Linked DNA regions of Homo sapiens: region 2 is linked to region 1. Evidence: chromatin loops called from intact Hi-C (ENCODE). Cell type or tissue: heart right ventricle. All regions are shown on one strand. Links, peaks and the distances in the headings refer to the core of each region. The heading gives the core; the rest is flanking DNA.

What was found. A loop is a pair of places that touch in the nucleus more often than their neighbours do. Peaks named below come from ENCODE experiments on the same cell type or tissue, not always from the same donor. Only the 100,000 strongest peaks of a DNase experiment are listed, where the experiment ranks them.
Region 2: it touches region 1 in a loop (3-fold over the local background); 34 of 110 quality-filtered maps call a loop at or near these places.

The regions. Positions count from the first base shown.
Region 1 is chr4:992,405-1,001,631 of GRCh38, forward strand. It overlaps IDUA (alpha-L-iduronidase), which reads left to right. Exons shown (of 14, transcript NM_000203.5): 3 at 8,208-8,293; 4 at 8,478-8,585; 5 at 9,064-9,159. LOC124900646 reads left to right here and starts at 5,961. Exons shown (of 2, transcript XM_047416476.1): 1 at 5,961-6,585; 2 at 7,020-7,351. The coding sequence starts at 5,961. The coding sequence ends at 7,351. SLC26A1 (solute carrier family 26 member 1) reads right to left here and starts at 1,000. Exons shown (of 3, transcript NM_022042.4): 1 at 897-1,000. RefSeq lists enhancers at 337-1,148, 1,149-1,960. In heart right ventricle, for the core only: no CTCF peak of the experiment used is centred there; no DNase peak of the experiment used is centred there; H3K4me3 peaks cover 1,067 bases; H3K27me3 peaks cover 4,810 bases.
Region 2 is chr4:739,033-747,032 of GRCh38, forward strand. PCGF3 (polycomb group ring finger 3) reads left to right here. Exons shown (of 11, transcript NM_006315.7): 7 at 4,442-4,552; 8 at 5,568-5,656. It overlaps LOC107986246 (a long non-coding RNA gene), which reads left to right and starts at 395. Exons shown (of 2, transcript XR_001741543.2): 1 at 395-912; 2 at 1,675-2,707. It overlaps LOC124900644 (a long non-coding RNA gene), which reads left to right and starts at 7,129. Exons shown (of 2, transcript XR_007057987.1): 1 at 7,129-8,000. RefSeq lists a silencer at 3,656-3,745. In heart right ventricle, for the core only: a CTCF peak has its summit at 3,775 (motif pointing right); a DNase peak (open chromatin) is centred at 3,789.

The sequences.
Region 1 (9,227 bases), core at 1,228-9,227:
TTGTGGGTACTGGGACCCCAAGTCTGCTGGGGGAGCAGCACTCAGACACTAGCCTAGCCCATCCGCCTGGACTTGGGACAGAATTCTGAGAATATGCCTGGACGGGGGCCCCATCAGGGCCAGCTGGGAGGGGAGGAGGGTGACTGGCGTCTGTCTCCCCTGCCCAGACAGTTCTGGGACGTGAGGCGCCCTTTTTCCCAGGCTGCACCAGCTCACTGTGGAACGGCCATGACACACTGTCCCGAGGCAGCACCGAGAGGGCCCAGCCCGCTGCACACAGTCACCCTGGGCCGGCAGAGCCGGAAGGGCACCTGACCTTTCCCTTGATCTCGGAAAACACCGTGGCGTTAGGGAGGCGGTGCTTAGAGGCCTGACTGGTCCCACGTGAGGCCTCGGGTCTGTCCTGTTTGCAGACTCCAATGTACTTTCACTTTAAACATTCTTCTCAGCGACGTTAGGCAAAGACTTTGCTCCCAGGACACCAGGTGCCCAGGACACCCTGGAGCCTGGGCTGAGCCTGCTGTTTGCACGCTGGCCCAGGGTGTGCGAGCTCCAGTCTCCTGGCGGGTGTGTTGGGGCAGTGAGCCCAGCCTGGTAGGTTGACACATGCAGGCTGGGCACAGCACCCCTGGGGCACAGAGCGGGGGTCCTGGCCCTCAGGCAACATTGCAAGAGTTGTGTCCCCTTCCCTGGAAGACCCCACCACACTGGGTCCCTGGATGCCCTGAAGCCCACCCCAAGCCCCTGGGGTCCAGGTGTGTGGAATGGGGACAGTAGGGCCACCTGCCTTGAGCCTGAGGGTGCCCCTAAGAAACCACGAGTCCAGGGCATTTCTGGCCTCGGCTCCCACGCCCCCCTCTGCTGCAGCTGAGATCTGGGCCCAGGATGGTTCTTACCTGAGGGAGTCCTCACAGGCGCGGAGGGCCCTGGGATGACGAGGGGCTGGCAAGACCACCGAGGACCGCAGGGCCCTCTGGCTCCCGCGAGCAGCGGGGAGAGTGGGGGTGGTGGCGCCAACCTGCAGGCAGTGGTCTGTGCCCTGGACTCTGTAGTTCAATTATTTACCTACAGATTGCTGAGTCATGGGTTTCTCCAGCCATGTTACCTGATCGGCTGATCCGGGAGTTGAACTGTAATCAGGGGCTTGTAGGAGTTAGAGCTGTGTGGGCCTCTGAGGAGCTCCCAGCCTCCCAGGAGCCGCTGCAGCTGTGGCTCTGCGGCCCTGCCGGGGGGGCTTAGGGACCAGCGGGAGGCGGGGGCTCAGGGGCTGAGCACAGGTAAACCTTCAGCTCTGGGGTCTGGGGTCGAGTGCAGCAGCCTTCAAACCCAGGCGGGGCTGAGGGAGGCTTGGTCTCCGTGTCCAGTCGCCGGACACCCTCCTGGTCCTGCAAGGAGCCAGCCTGGTCCAAGCTGGAGCAGGGCAGAGGCTGACAGCCGGCTCAGCCCAAGGCTGCCGGTGCGTGCATATGCGTGTGTGCTCGCGTAAGCCCTGTGTGTGGTGCTCACCGCCCAGGGCGAGGACTGCCGGGGTCAAGGTGCCGTGACTGGCCAGGAGTCCTGGTCTGACTGGACCCAGCACCGACCCACAGCGCCTGGTCACCCTCACGGCTCCTCTGCCCTCCCCTCTACCACAGACCAGGACCGGCAGTGCCTGCCTCATAGGGCTGGGGTGAAGATAAATGATTTTTTTAAGTGAACTAAATTAGGCCCACACGTGAAAATAAGGGTAAGCTGCTTTTTAAAAGGAATTATTAGCCAGGCACGATGGTTCACTCCTGTAATTCCAACACTTTGGGAGGCCTAGACAGGAGGATCGCTTAAGGCCAGCAGTTCAAGACCAGCCTGGTCAACATAGTGAGACGCCCCCCACCTTTTCTTTTTTTTTTTTTGAGGCGGAGTCTTGCTCTGTCACCCAGGCCGGAATGCAGTGGTGTGATCTCGGCTCACTGGAAGCTCTGCCTCCTGGGTTCACGCCATTCTCCTGCCTCAGCCTCCTGAGTAGCTGGGACTACAGGCGCCCGCCACCGCGCCCGGCTAATTTTTTTTTTTTTGAGACGGAGTTTCGCTCTGTTGCCCAGGCTGGAGTACAGTGGCATGATCTCGGCTCACTGCAAGCTCTGTCTCCCGGGTTCAAGTGATTCTCCTGCCTCAGCCTCCCGAGTAGCTGGGACTACAGGCACCCGCCACCACGCCCGGCTAATTTTTTGTATTTTTAGTAGAGACGGGGTTTCACCATGTTAGCCAGGATGGTCTTGATCTCCTGACCTCGTGATCCACCCACCTCGGCCTCCCAAAGTGCTGGGATTACAGGCTTGAGCCACTGCACCCGGCCGCCCCCTGCCCCCCAACCTTTAAAAAATTAAAAGTAAAAAATTAGCTGGGTGTGGTGGTGTGTGCCTGTATCCCAGCTACTCAAGCGGCTCAGGTGGGAGCATGGCTTGAGCCCAGGAGTTTGAGGCTGCCATGAGGTATGATTAGGCCACTGCACCCTATCCTAGGCCACAGAGCAAGAGCCCGTCTCAAAAACAAACGCTGTCATTGGCCCAGCACTTTGGGAAGCTAAGGTAGGAGGATTGCTTGAGCCCTGGAGGTCCAGGCTGCAGTGAGGTATGTTTGTAGCGCTTCACTCCAGCCTACAAGTCTTTTTTTTTTTTTTTTGAGATGGAGTCTCGCTCTGTTGCCCAGGCTGGAGTGCAGTGGCACAATCTCGGCTCACTGCAGCCTCTGCCTCCCGGGTTCAAGCGATTCTCCTGCCTCAGCCGCCTGAGTAGTTGGGACTACAGGCGTGTGCCACCACGCCCGGCTAATTTTTGTATTTTTAGTAGAGACAGGGTTTCACTATGTTGGTCAGGCTAGTCTTGAACTCCTGACCTTGTGATCCACCCGCCTCGGCCTCCCAAAGTGCTGGGATTACAGGCGTGAGCCACCGTGCCCGGCCAGTTCTGTCTCAAAAAAAAAAAAAAAATTCCTTGGGAGCCTCAGGTCCCCCCGACTTTGACAGTGAGTACTGGGTGGGAGCCTGCACGGGGCACCTGTGGCCGGAGGGTGAGTGTAACGAGGGGCTGCAGCCCTCAGTGCTCTCCCATCCCAAGGGAGGCCAGGAGGCTGCGGTGGGTCCCTCGGGTGGGGCTGGAAGGCCAACCCGGCCCTGGCACCTTGGGCAGCCTGACTCTGTCCGGGGAACAGAAGCCACAGGCTCTACTTCTCCTGTCCATGTGGGATTGAAGCCGAGGGTCTCGCAGAACCAGCTGATGTGCCGGGGCTCCATTTCCCCAAGACGAGGACACTGACATTGATGGGGCACAGCCCCGGAGGGAGGAGACCCTGGACACTCACCCCACCAAAGGTACCTCCTTGTGGAAGCCGTCTGCCAAGCGCTGCTAGTTCCCCACAGCCCTGGGTGAGCCCAGGGAAGACTGGGCTGCAGTGCCCCCATTTGGAGGTGAAATGGGAGTGGAATGTAGTTGGGATGGCCAGAGAGTAGGAGACATCCTAAGTGTGAGATGTGGACAGGGCTGAATGCTCCAGGGTCTCGTACCCCAGAGTGTGAGATGCGGGCAGGGCTGAACGCTCTGGGGTCTCGTACCCCTGAGTGTGAGATTCGGGCAGAGCTGAACAGGCTCCAGGGTCTCATACCCCCATAGCCTCCACCTGGGATGCCCTCTCCAAGTCTGATTTCTCCTCGAAGCCCCTGCCCTGTCCTCCAGAGTCTGAGCCCTTGCTTCCACCCCAGCCCAACCTGGGCCCCAGTGGTCCCTGGGAAGCAGCTGTTTGCTCAGCAGTTGGGAGCTGTGCTGTAAGAAGCGGTTGGCCAGTGGGTGGGGTAAGGCAGTCACGCAGGGCCTCAGGTCCCTCCCTGGGACAGATAAGGGCCCCTCTGGGTGCAGCCACCAGCAGGGTTGTTGGAGAACTGGGGAGACCCAGGGGGCTGGGGTTGTTCCCTCAAGGTCTCCCTAAAGGAGGCAGGGAGGACCTGGGTGCTACAGCAGGGGTGGGGCACCTGGTGCAGACGCCTGCATGCAGGGTGGGGTGGGCAGTGCCACCTGGGGCCACAGAAAAACCTGGAGTGGGAGGTGGCCCTTCCCCCCTCAGGAAAGGTGGTGGAGGTTTCCAGAGGCTGGCTTATGGGGACCTGTGGTGAGGTTTTAGGCAGGTGAGCGTAGTTCAGGAACAGCCTCAGCCGCACTGCAGGGGCCTGGCCTCAGGTCTTCTGCAGGCATTGGGCCTTATGCCCTTTTAGTCCCCACCTAGGCTGGGTGTCTAAAGTAGGTGAGGTCATCACTGCAGGATCCTTGGGGCCTGACCTGCCCCCTCCCACGTGTCTCTGCCTCAGTTTCTCTGAGCATTGAGGCAGTGGCTGGTGCTGTCCTGTGGCCAGGCCCAGAGGCTGAGTGCCCAGGGGGTCCAGGGGCCTTGCTGGCCAGAGAGAGTGGGTAGCCCATTCTACCCCGAGCCTGTGCACGCGCAGGGCTGCCAACACCTCCTTCCTTCCCCGCTTGGCCCACGCAGGACAGGGGGCGTGGGGGCCCCAGCAACTGGGACCTGCCTGAATCCGCCTCCCTCCTGAACCCCCCTCCCGCCTGAACCCCTGGCCAGTCTTGTGTCACACGCTTACTTCCTTAGTTTTGTCTTTAAATCAGCCGTTTTACATTGGAGTCCATTTACTGGGAAAGGAGACCTTGCATCCTTGCCTCCCACCCGTGGGAAGAAGCCCGGCCGACAGGGCTTTGAGACCGGACCCGAGTTTATTCCCAGAGACCCTCCCGCGGGTGGGCGAGCTCCGAGGTCTGGAGAAGAGGAGGCCCCGGCCCGCACCCTCTAGCACCTGTGTCCCCTTCGTCCCGGCCACAGATGCAGGTTCTCCCAAGAGGCGGGTCTGTACCCGCCCCGCGCCCCCAGCCCAGCGGGCCCGGCCTCCGCCCCTGCCCCGCACTCCCACCCCCACCCTCAGGAGAGCGCGGCCCTGCTCCCCACCCCGCGCGGTCTCCCCCCACCGCCTGCGAACCCCCATGCACGCGCGGCCCCGCCCCGCGCACTCACCAGGCCCGGCAGCCGCGCGGTCTTAGCGGCTCACGCGCTCGGGCCCAGGGGCGGGGACGTGGGGACCCGGGCGGCCGCTCAGCCGCGGCCGCGCGGTGAATGAGCCCGTTGTGCGGCCGCCGCGGCCCCAGCGACACCCCGCGCGGGGTCTACAAGGGCTGACGCGCCCCCGCGGCTTCCGTTCCCGGGCTGGGCGGTGGCTCGTCTGCGTCTCCGGCCCTGGGGGTGGGCTGCGCGCTCCATCTCGCCGGCCCAGTCCCCTCCCCAGCGTCGGTCTCTCAAGGCCCCTCCCAATGGGGGCCAGGCGGAGGGTGGGCCCTCGGGCCTGTGGACTGACCCCGGGGTTCCTGGGCCTGGGGGCGGGGATCCCTGTCCCGGGCTCCCCTCGCTGCGAGGCTGGCCCTGCCAGATGACACTCAGAGGCGCCTTGGGTGTCAGGCCAGGGACATCTCTGATGCTGGGGCTCCCCCCGCTAGGGTCAGGGGCTGCCGGGCTATCGCCTTGGGGTTCTGCAGAGAAAACCTGAAGCCCAGCTGGGTCTTCACTTTCCTCCAGGTCACCGTGCCCCGCTACTCCAACTCCGTGGGACTTTGGAATGCACCTTCTGGGCATTTAATTCTTATCCAAGTGCCTCTTAAGTTATACTTCTTTGCTACCAGTGTGTCCTTTGGATGGAGGGGAGGAGAGGTGGTAGGGGCCGGGTGGGGTGGACCCCAGGGACTCCTGCTGCTCCTGCTGGACACCCAGCCCGGGGTACAGGAGCAGGTGGGGACCAGCAGAGGCGGGGCGGAGCAGGAGCCCACACCCAAAGGCTGTAGACTCCTGCCAAGGCTCTGCCTTGATCTTGTACACCATGGGAGGACCAGAAGGGAGGCGTTGAGGTGTCCAGACCTTTGCTGTGGAGCTGGGGGTGCTGTGGCATGGGGAGACTGACAGACGGGGAGCTGTATAGGGCCAGATTCCGGTCCATGGTGGTAACCCCATCCCCCACCACTGCAGATGCGGCACAAAGCCAGCTGCCACAGGAGGTGCACTGCCCCACGGGCAGCTGTGCTCACCTGCGTGGCGTCCGCAGGAAGCCCTCAGACCCTGGCCAGCCTGGTCTCTGCTTCTCACTCCAGGCTCAAGGCTGGCTGCTATTCCATTCACCCCATTCCCTTTCCCTCAGGCCAGAAGCATCACTCACAACTCCAGACCCTTGCACACCAATCTCCTCACTCAGTTCACCCTCAGATGTCCAACTCCACATGGCCAAAACCGAGACCAGTCTCACTCCAAGCTCATCCACCCGCCTAGCTGCCCAAGCTGAAATCCACAGTTGCCCTGTACGACCCCCCGACCCCCCACCTCACCCCCCAGCTCACCTCAAACCTCATCAGTCCCTCTGCTCACAGCCTGCACAGCCACCACCCAGTCTGGGCACCATACCTCTCTGGGCAACCCCCATGGCCCCCAGCCAGTCTTCCAGCTCCCACCCTGACTCCAGTGAGCTGCCAGAGGGATCCTTGAAAAATGCTCTGGAAGCCAAGGTGGGCGGATCACGAGGTCAGGAAATGGAAACCATCCTGGCTAACATGGTGAAACTCCGTCTCTACTAAAAATACAAAAAAATTAGCCGGGCGTGGTGGCGGGCGCCTGTAGTCCCAGCTACTCAGGAGGCTGAGGCAGGAGAATGGTGTGAACCCGGGAGGGGGAGCTTGCAGTGAGCCGAGATCGCGCCACTGCACCCCAGGCTGGGCAACAGAGTGAGACTCTGTCTCAAAAAAAAAAAAAAGAAAAAAGAAAAATGCCCTGGCACTGCTCAGCTCAGAACCTTGAAAGGGATCCTTGTTTCGCTCTGGGTCAGGGTCCCATCCTCAAAGCAGTCACTTCCAGAGCCCCATGGAGCCTCATATCCCATGATATCCACCCTTATTCTGTCTCAGGCCCACCAGCTGCCTCCCTGCTGCCTGATTGTCATGTGTGCATTCCTGTTCCAGAGCCTTTGCACTGGCGATGCCATCTGCTGCCTGGATGTCTTCCTGCTGGCTGGTCCCGTTGCATGGTAGCCTTAGGTGTCTCCTCAGAGAGGTCCCTCGCTGACCATCAGGCTCCTCACTCCCTGTCGTATCCCCTTCACCAAAGATTCCCATTCCCTGACGACGCCTGTCCCCTCGGAATGCAGGCCTCGTGGGAATTCAGCCCATCCGCAAGTGCAGTGGCAGGGCGGCCCCCTTCCCCCTTGACGACGCCTGTCCCCTTGGAATGCAGGCCTCGTGGGAATTCAGCCCATCTGCAAGTGCAGTGGCAGGGCGGCCCCCTTCTCCCTTGAGGACGCCTGTCCCCTCGTAATGCAGGCCTCGTGGGAATTCAGCCCATCTGCAAGTGCAGTGGCAGGGCGGCCCCCTTCTCCCTTGAGGACGCCTGTCCCCTCGTAATGCAGGCCTCGTGGGAATTCAGCCCATCTGCAAGTGCAGTGGCAGGGCGGCCCCCTTCTCCCTTGAGGACGCCTGTCCCCTCGGAATGCAGGCCTCGTGGGAATTCAGCCCCATCTGCAAGTGCAGTGGCAGGGCGGCCCCCTTCTCCCTTGACGACGCCTGTCCCCTCGGAATGCAGGCCTCGTGGGAATTCAGCCCCATCGGCAAGTGCAGTGGCAGGGCGGCCCCCTTCACCCTTGACGACGCCTGTCCCCTCGGAATGCAGGCCTCATGGGAATTCAGCCCATCTGCAAGTGCAGTGGCAGGGTGGCCCCCTTCTCCCTTTCCTGTGCACTCATGTTGCCTCTTGGGGTGTGGGAGGGGAAATGGGGCACTCCTGGGCCTCCAGGAGGTGCAGAGAACCAGGGTGAGGTGTCCACCAGGTCCTGCCTGGCTCCTGACCCCTGGCCCCTGCTGCTCGCGACTGGCCTGCCTCGTGCCACTGAGCCTCAGAGCCATTCCGAACCCCCACCCCAAGTTTTCCATCTCTTGATGGTGTAGGGTTGGGGGGTCTCCATGTACAGATACTCTAGTTCATACCAGGCCTTCATAGGGTTATTTTCCAAGGGGAAGGGCCCCTCGGGAAGCCGGGATCGGAGTCCTGTGTGGCACCTTGCAGGCTCCCACATGCTCCGTTGTGGCCACGGTTCCAGCCTGGAGCATGGAGCTGTGTGGGCACCCTGCTTCCTGACGCTGACCGTCCTTCTGCAGGGGGTCCACTGGACGGGGCCTGAGCTACAACTTCACCCACCTGGACGGGTACCTGGACCTTCTCAGGGAGAACCAGCTCCTCCCAGGTGAGCTGTGGGCTCTGCCCTCCCAGCCCGCCTGCACCCCCTTGCCCTGCCCACCCTCTCCCTCACCCAGCCCCTCTGAGTCCTTGGATGTCCATTCAGGGCTGGCCTTGGTGCCGGAGCACAGGCCTGGCAGAGCATGGGTGTGGTGTGTGGTGGGCGGTGGGGCAGCCCTCCTGTGTTCCAGGGTTTGAGCTGATGGGCAGCGCCTCGGGCCACTTCACTGACTTTGAGGACAAGCAGCAGGTGTTTGAGTGGAAGGACTTGGTCTCCAGCCTGGCCAGGAGATACATCGGTGGGCGAGCGCAGGCCCTGGGGCCCTGGCCGGGGCGGGGGTACTCCTGGGCAGGTTGCACCCCTATCACGCAGGCTGCTGCCTGGTCAGGAGATACATTGGTGGGCAGGCGCAGGCCCTTGTGGGGGGATGGGGGTGACAAGGGATAGGTTGGTGGTCGGCGCAGGCCCTGGGGCCCCAGGCTGGGGGGTACTCCTGGGCTTGGTGGGTGGGCGAAGGCCCTGGGCCCCTGGGGTGGGGGGTACTCCTGGGCAGGCTGCACCCCTATCACCCAGGCCGCACCCCTATCACCCAGGCCGCCGCCCAGGTCTTGGACCCCCTTGAGCCAGCGCTTCCTGATGTGGGGCGGGAGGCTGGCCTGCATGGAGATGGGGTTCATCTTGAGTCAGACGCCCTTCATCACCTTGCACCCTCCCTCCGTGGGAGTCACTGAGGCGAGATTCACCTGTGCTGGGGGGACAGCAAGGCTCCTCTGCAGGTAGGTACGGACTGGCGCATGTTTCCAAGTGGAACTTCGAGACGTGGAATGAGCCAGACCACCACGACTTTGACAACGTCTCCATGACCATGCAAGGTGTGCACCGCTTCCTGGGGTCCTGCCCGGCTGAAAGGGGGCAGAGGAAGGCAGGAGCAGAGGCTAAG
Region 2 (8,000 bases), core at 1-8,000, 250 kb before region 1:
TCTGTAAAGGCTGCAGTACGTATCCCCAAAAGATAAGGGTTCTTCTTAAAGCTCATAACCACAATACCTTGATAATGTTTAGGAAAATAGTAGAGATTCCTTAATACCAAATAGCCACTCAGTGCTGACATTTCTAGTTGTCTCATAAATGCGGTGCTTTTTGGTTGTTGTTTATTTCTTTATTTATTTTGAGACCTGGTCTCTGCTGCCCAGGCTGGAGTTCAGTGGTGCTATCACAGCTCACTGTAGCCTCAACCTCCCGGGCTCCAGTGATTCTCCCACCTCAGCCTGCCAGGTAGCTGGAACTACAGGCAAGCACCTCCATCCTGGCTAATTTTTTGTAGGGATAGGGTTTTGCTGTGTTGCCCAGGCTGGTCTTGAACTCCTGGGCTCAAGCAGTCCTCCTGCCTTGGCCTCCCAAAGTGCTGGGATTACAGGTGTGAGCCCCCACACCCAGCCTGTTTTTGTTTATTCCAATCAGGATCCAGAGAATACCACTGACTCACGGGCCTCCTTCTGGTTCCTGCCTCTGCCTTCCCATTGTCCTGGGTTGTCCTGCGGCAGTGGACCTGGGTGCGTTCCACCCGTGTTTTTGGGAAGCCCGCTTCTGGGCATCCATCAGGGCAGGTGTCGTCCATGTGCTGAGCCGGGTGGCACTGAGATCTGCATGCCACCTCCGTTCCATCGCTCGTCTCCACGTGTTAGTTGGAGTGTGCGTCCAGCCTGGAGCAGGTTGTATGTTCTCGTCCACCTCAGCACGCTCTTGTCCGGTGTGGACGCTGCCAACTCCACTCTACGTTGAAGAAGTCGAGAGGCAAGAGGTTCCGGAGTGCTCCAGATTGACACCCCCAGGGCACGGTGGCCCCGAGCCGCCTCCCTGACCAGCTCCTGTCTCTGGCCACCATATTTTCCGTTGAGTCAATATTCTTTTTCTTGTTGTTTCTCAAGCTTTCAGTCATTTGTGGCTCTTTAGCAGGAGGATTCTAACTTTAAAACTATTAGCAGTGCACCTATTTTCTTGATGGAGGCTACTTGCAATTTGTTTAGTTTTATCTGTGGTGCAGACAATTGCAAACCTCATTTCTCCGACCAGAGGCCTCTTCCTGAAACGCGCGTTAGCTGCGAGGATGCAGTGGTGAGGCGAGGTGTCAGCCCTTGAGGGTCCAGGTGTCTGTTTTGGAGGAGACGCCAACACGGTCCTGCCCCTCCCACCTGGACTCCGGGCAGGCCCTCAACGCTGTCCCCGCACCCCCACATGGTGGGGGCTTGCTGGAAGAGAGTTCCCTGCTAGATCAGAGGTGGGGTTAGGTTTTTAGTGGTTTGTTGTTTCTTTTTGTTTTTATAAATTATTTTAGAAACCTGTCTTCGTAGAGGCAACATGTTTAAAACATTTATCAAAGTGTCCATTCTCAGTCTCAGCCCACTCTGGGCTCTTTCACTCGGTGGGCGTGTCATGGTCTTTGGTGTGCCAGGCTCCTGTCCGTTCCTGGTGAGGGCTGTGGGGCTCACGCACTCACCAGTCCTCTTTCCATGGATCCTGAACATGCCTGTCACCTCTTGCTTTAGAAACGTGGGGGCCGGACACAGTGTCTCATGCCTGTAACCCTAGCACTGTGGGAGGCCGAGGCAGGAGGATCCCATGAGCTAAGAATGTTTCTTTACATTTTTAAATAGTTGGAAAAAATCAAAAGCAGCGTATTTTATGATGTGATAATTTAAGAATTGAAATTTCATGGTGCGTAGCCTGGTTGGAACCAGCCCCACTGGCTCAGCTGTGGTCGCCTTCACCCGTAAGCCCGTCCGTGGTGCAGCTGAGTGTGTGCCAGGAGTGTGCTGCCTGCCTGCCGGTGGCTTTGGGCAGCCCTCTGCACCGTGGCTGGAACTCATCGTCACTGCATTGGGACGTTTTCATGACGACGTCAGAACGAGGAAAGGAGAAAAGGGGACTTTCAGGGCTGCACTTCGAAGCCGCAGTGAACTCTGGATTATTTTGTTGTTGAACTGTCATTGTTGATGGCAAAGCACCGACTTTCTCATCCGTCATACTGTAGCTATGCTGAGAGCAAACAGCCGACGATGGAGTCACTGACTCAACACCAGCAATATCCCCACTCACAGGAAAGCAGTATTTAGACACCAGCAATATTCCCTACTCACAGGAAAGCAGTGTTTACAAAATGCTGAAAATTTAAAATGGAATGTCTCATCACAGCAGAATTTCTTCTCAGAAGTGAAAATGAAGATATGGCTGTAGTCAGAATAAGCTTCCAATTGGCTGATTCGTTAGCGTTATGCCAACAGTGAGCTCCTCAGATCAGGCTGGACTGCCGCAGCTCAAGAGCAATGTCCAGAGACAGTGAGCTCTTATTTATTTATTTATTCAATCATTTTTGAGACGGAGTTTTGCTCTTGTTGCCCAGGCTGAGTGCAGTGGCACGATCTCAGCTCACTGCAACCTCCGCCTCCCAGGTTCACACAGTTGTCCTGTCTCAGCCTCCTGAGTAGCTGGGATTACAGGCAGGTGCCACCATGCCTGGCTAATTTTTTGTATTTTTAGTAGAGACGGGGGTTTCACCATGTTGGCCAGGCTGGTCTCGAACTCCTGACCTCATGATCCGCCCGCCTCAGCCTCCCACAGTGCTGGGATGACAGGTGTGAGCCACCGCGCCCGGCCCCAATAAATGTTTCAGTGCCTGTATACACCTGACACTGAGTGCTGCTATTTTTAATCCTTCTTTATTCTTACAGGTGAAAATTAAAGAAATGGGAACTAGAGCCAAGGGTCAGGGTCTGAAGCTGAGTTGCTTTCCACTGTGTCCGTGGGGCTCTCTCCTTTGCACGGACCTATGTGGCCTGTTGTTCCCGTCACGGCTCTTCTGCAGACTGATGGGAACAGCCTCCTGCTGTCAGCCCCTGTCTTGCAGGCCTCCATTCCAGCTGCTGGGATGTGATTATTTAAGGGAAACATTTTCTTTCAAGCTGCTCTCAGATTCTCCAGGCTAATCTTTCAGCATTTCCCTTGTGAGGCTCCAGCACTCCATCCACCTGCGGCCGGCCCCACCTATCCCCTTGGCTCTCAGGGTCCCCTCCTCTCTCTGCCCAGGCTCTCGGGGTCCCCTCCTCTCTCTCTCCCCAGGCTCTCGGGGTCCCCTCCTCTCTCTGCCCAGGCTCTCAGGGTCCCCTCCTCTCTCCCCAGGCTCTCGGGGTCCCCTCCTCTCTCTGCCCAGGCTCACGGGGCATCCTCCTCTCTGTCCAAGCTCGTTGCCTCACGCGGGCATTGGTCCCTGCACGGTTGGTGTTTGTGAGGCAGCTGTGTAGGTTGGGGTATGCCCAGAGCGTTTCCCTGGCCTGGCCGAGCTCATGGTATGTAGGGAGGAAATCGTGGATAAAAAGTTTGGTGAAGAATTCCTTGGTCACGTAGCACATACGTTACTTTTCAGAGTGATGTCTGGGTTGCGGTTTGAGCAGCTTTTTTCTAACCTTTCTTTGCTACCTACTGTGTGTTCCCGAGCAGTGACCCACGTCGTCCACTGTGTCCCCTGGGTGTGAACTAAGGTCACCCTTAGGGGGCCTTTGCCGAGAGTCTGTTTGCTTTTCCCTGGAACCTGCGAGGTTCTGGCCAGCTCTTGCTGGCCATCCCTGGAGGGTCAGGCCTCCTCTGGTCCGGCCAGAGGTGACCCAATGGCAGGTGTGGGTGAGGATGCTGCGGCCCGTCTGCCGCCGGGCAGTCTCCTCCCTGGAATTTGTGCCTGTGGCTGTGGCCACAGACACCAGGGGGCGCTCTTAACCCACTGCCAGGCAACGGGGTGCCAGAGCTCATAGCTGTGAGCAGCCCTCCCTGCAGGCTGTGGACTCAGGCGCCTGGGACACATGGTCCCCGGGGCTCTCGGGCCCTCGAGGGCTCTCTTGGGGTTCCTCAGTGGTGGCCTTGGGTACCTGTGAGCCGGCAGGATCTGCCACTGCGCAGGAGCGTGGGGGGAACCCAGTGGCAGGTTCATCTCTGAGCTGCGGGTGTCCAGGCAGTCCACTGGCTCAGCCGTGAGGTCAGCAATGATGTCTGGCATGGCACTGCTGTGGCCACAGTGTTTATCAACCCCTGGTGACGGGTGGTTCTGCGCCATTGGACACTCACAGGCAGTGGCTGAGGTGGGGATGACAGTCCCGCACCTGGGTTTCCCAGGCCCCGTGCCTGTCCTAGGCCTGGAGCAGCCGGTCTGCGACTCAACGTCCCACGTGGGTTGGTGGGGCGGGTGCCCGGGGGGTGCGCTTCCCGCTGTGCTGAGCCCCCAAAACATCTCAGTCTTAATTTGCTGCTTTCTTATTAGTAGCCTTCAAACTTCATAATGCAAATCCCTAATTTTCTTTATGTGATGTTTATGAACAGAAGTTTAATAGAATCCACTGCCTGTGAGATGAAAGACTGTGTGTTGATTTTCCGCAGCGGAAATGAGAAAGCAGAGGGAGTTCTATCACAAATTGGGCATGGAGGTGCCGGGAGACATCAAGGGGGAGACCTGCTCTGCAAAACAGCACTTAGATTCCCATCGGAATGGTGAGTGCCCTGCGTGCCCATCCAGAAGCCCCGGGAATCCCCTGCATGAGGCCTTTTCTTAAAGAGCTGGCGCTGTCTGCCGGCCCCTCCCACACGCACTCACGGGAGAACGTGGGGGAACCTGAGGGTGTGGGGCGGTTAGGGTTCAAGGCGTTCCTCCTCACTCCTGGTACCAGTGGGAACGTGGGCAGAGGGGAAAAGCCAGCAGGGGAGAGCAGGAGGGCCCCCCGAGAGTGTCTGGGGGGCAGAGGTCAGGGTTCAGAAGGCCTGTGGAAAGAGTAGTGGAAGGTGAACTTCCTGAGACTTCACTTGGCTTGCTTTACTGTAAAATGGCAAAATAATGGTTTGGTTTCTGTGTAAAGGGAATGGTATGTTGAAATCTGAGGGTATCACAACAAACGTTCATGTCTTGAGGACATTTTATTTTCCTAATGGACCACACCAACTCTTAGGAAATGTTTAGGCTCCTCCGGGCGTCTGTGACAGTTGGAGGGTGGGAGGGGCCTGGCTCTGTCACCCCCACGGCTTTGCGGGTCCCAGGAAGCACAGCCATGAGGCGTGGTTAGGAAGCGAGTCTGGGAACCAAGCAGTCCTGTCAGAACCCTTTTACCTGAGGGGAAGTTTTCATTTTAAAAGCGGTGTTGAAACAGTGGATTTTTAGGAGAAGGCTTTCAGATCGAGGGGCTGATGTGGTCAGCACTGAGCAGCTCCGGGCGGGCCTGGCCATGTGGCCAGTGCGGAGCGTGTCTGTGTCCCACGCCGGCTCCGGCTGCCCCGTCTCTGTCTCCTGTGCTCCCCACGCCTGCACCCCACAGGCCCACACGCCCGTTCTGCATCCTGGGGAGACCCCTGCAGACACTTTGCGGACGGCTTTCCTTTGACGCTTACTCCGCTCCGGGGGTCCAGAGTCTCTTAATGGAGTGAATTTTTGACGGCATTTGGAGTACAGTGTAGTTTTTTAAATGGCTTGACAGTTTGGATTTCATGGTGCGCTATGTTCTGTTTGTGCTAAAAGGTGAAACCAAAGCAGACGACAGTTCAAACAAAGAGGCCGCGGAGGAGAAGCCGGAGGAGGACAACGACTACCACCGCAGCGACGAGCAGGTGGGCGGGGCCCGGGGGTCGCTGCAGTGTTAGTGTTCGCCGTGGAGGCGTGAGCAGGTGGGCGGGGCCCGGGGGTCGCTGCAGTGTTAGTGTTCGCCGTGGAGGCGTGAGCAGGTGGGCGGGGCCCGGGGGTCGCTGCAGTGTTAGTGTTCGCCGTGGAGGCGTGAGCAGGTGGGCGGGGCCCCGGGGTCGCTGCAGTGTTAGTGCTCGCCGTGGAGGCGTGAGCAGGTGGGCGGGGCCCGGGGGTCGCTGCAGTGTTAGTGCTCTCCGTGGAGGCGTGAGCAGGTGGGCGGGGCCCGGGGGTCGCTGCAGTGTTAGTGCTCTCCGTGGAGGCGTGAGCAGGTGGGCGGGGCCCCGGGGGTCGCTGCAGTGTTAGTGCTCGCCGTGGAGGCGTGAGCAGGTGGGCGGGGCCCCGGGGTCGCTGCAGTGTTAGTGCTCGCCGTGGAGGCGTGAGCAGGTGGGCGGGGCCCGGGGTCGCTGCAGTGTTAGTGCTCGCCGTGGAGGCGTGAGCAGGTGGGCGGGGCCCGGGGTCGCTGCAGTGTTAGTGCTCGCCGTGGAGGCGTGAGCAGGTGGGCGGGGCCCGGGGGTCGCTGCAGTGTTAGTGTTCGCCGTGGAGGCGTGAGCAGGTGGGCGGGGCCCGGGGGTCGCTGCAGTGTTAGTGCTCGCCGTGGAGGCGTGAGCAGGTGGGCGGGGCCCGGGGGTCGCTGCAGTGTTAGTGCTCTCCGTGGAGGCGTGAGCAGGTGGGCGGGGCCCGGGGGTCGCTGCAGTGTTAGTGCTCTCCGTGGAGGCGTGAGCAGGTGGGCGGGGCCCCGGGGTCGCTGCAGTGTTAGTGCTCGCCGTGGAGGCGTGAGCAGGTGGGCGGGGCCCGGGGGTCGCTGCAGTGTTAGTGCTCTCCGTGGAGGCGTGAGCAGGTGGGCGGGGCCCGGGGGTCGCTGCAGTGTTAGTGCTCTCCGTGGAGGCGTGAGCAGGTGGGCGGGGCCCGGGGGTCGCTGCAGTGTTAGTGCTCTCCGTGGAGGCGTGAGCAGGTGGGCGGGGCCCGGGGGTCGCTGCAGTGTTAGTGCTCGCCGTGGAGGCGTGAGCAGGTGGGCGGGGCCCCGGGGTCGCTGCAGTGTTAGTGTTCGCCGTGGAGGCGTGAGCAGGTGGGCGGGGCCCGGGGGTCGCTGCAGTGTTAGTGCTCTCCGTGGAGGCGTGAGCAGGTGGGCGGGGCCCGGGGGTCGCTGCAGTGTTAGTGCTCGCCGTGGAGGCGTGAGCAGGTGGGCGGGGCCCCGGGGTCGCTGCAGTGTTAGTGCTCGCCGTGGAGGCGTGAGCAGGTGGGCGGGGCCCGGGGGTCGCTGCAGTGTTAGTGCTCTCCGTGGAGGCGTGAGCAGGTGGGCGGGGCCCCGGGGTCGCTGCAGTGTTAGTGCTCTCCGTGGAGGCGTGAGCAGGTGGGCGGGGCCCGGGGGTCGCTGCAGTGTTAGTGCTCCCGTGGAGGCGTGAGCAGGTGGGCGGGGCCCGGGGGTCGCTGCAGTGTTAGTGCTCTCCGTGGAGGCGTGAGCAGGTGGGCGGGGCCCGGGGGTCGCTGCAGTGTTAGTGCTCTCCGTGGAGGCGTGAGCAGGTGGGCGGGGCCCGGGGGTCGCTGCAGTGTTAGTGCTCTCCGTGGAGGCGTGAGCAGGTGGGCGGGGCCCCGGGGGTCGCTGCAGTGTTAGTGCTCGCCGTGGAGGCGTGAGCAGGTGGGCGGGGCCCCGGGGTCGCTGCAGTGTTAGTGCTCGCCGTGGAGGCGTGAGCAGGTGGGCGGGGCCCGGGGTCGCTGCAGTGTTAGTGCTCGCCGTGGAGGCGTGAGCAGGTGGGCGGGGCCCGGGGTCGCTGCAGTGTTAGTGCTCGCCGTGGAGGCGTGAGCAGGTGGGCGGGGCCCGGGGGTCGCTGCAGTGTTAGTGCTCGCCGTGGAGGCGTGAGCAGGTGGGCGGGGCCCGGGGGTCGCTGCAGTGTTAGTGCTCGCCGTGGAGGCGTGAGCAGGTGGGCGGGGCCCGGGGGTCGCTGCAGTGTTAGTGCTCGCCGTGGAGGCGTGAGCAGGTGGGCGGGGCCCGGGGGTCGCTGCAGTGTTAGTGCTCGCCGTGGAGGCGTGAGCAGGTGGGCGGGGCCCGGGGGTCGCTGCAGTGTTAGTGCTCGCCGTGGAGGCGTGAGCAGGTGGGCGGGGCCCCGGGGGTCGCTGCAGTGTTAGTGTTCGCCGTGGAGGCGTGAGCAGGTGGGCGGGGCCCGGGGGTCGCTGCAGTGTTAGTGCTCGCCGTGGAGGCGTGAGCAGGTGGGCGGGGCCCGGGGTCGCTGCAGTGTTAGTGTTCGCCGTGGAGGCGTGAGCAGGTGGGCGGGG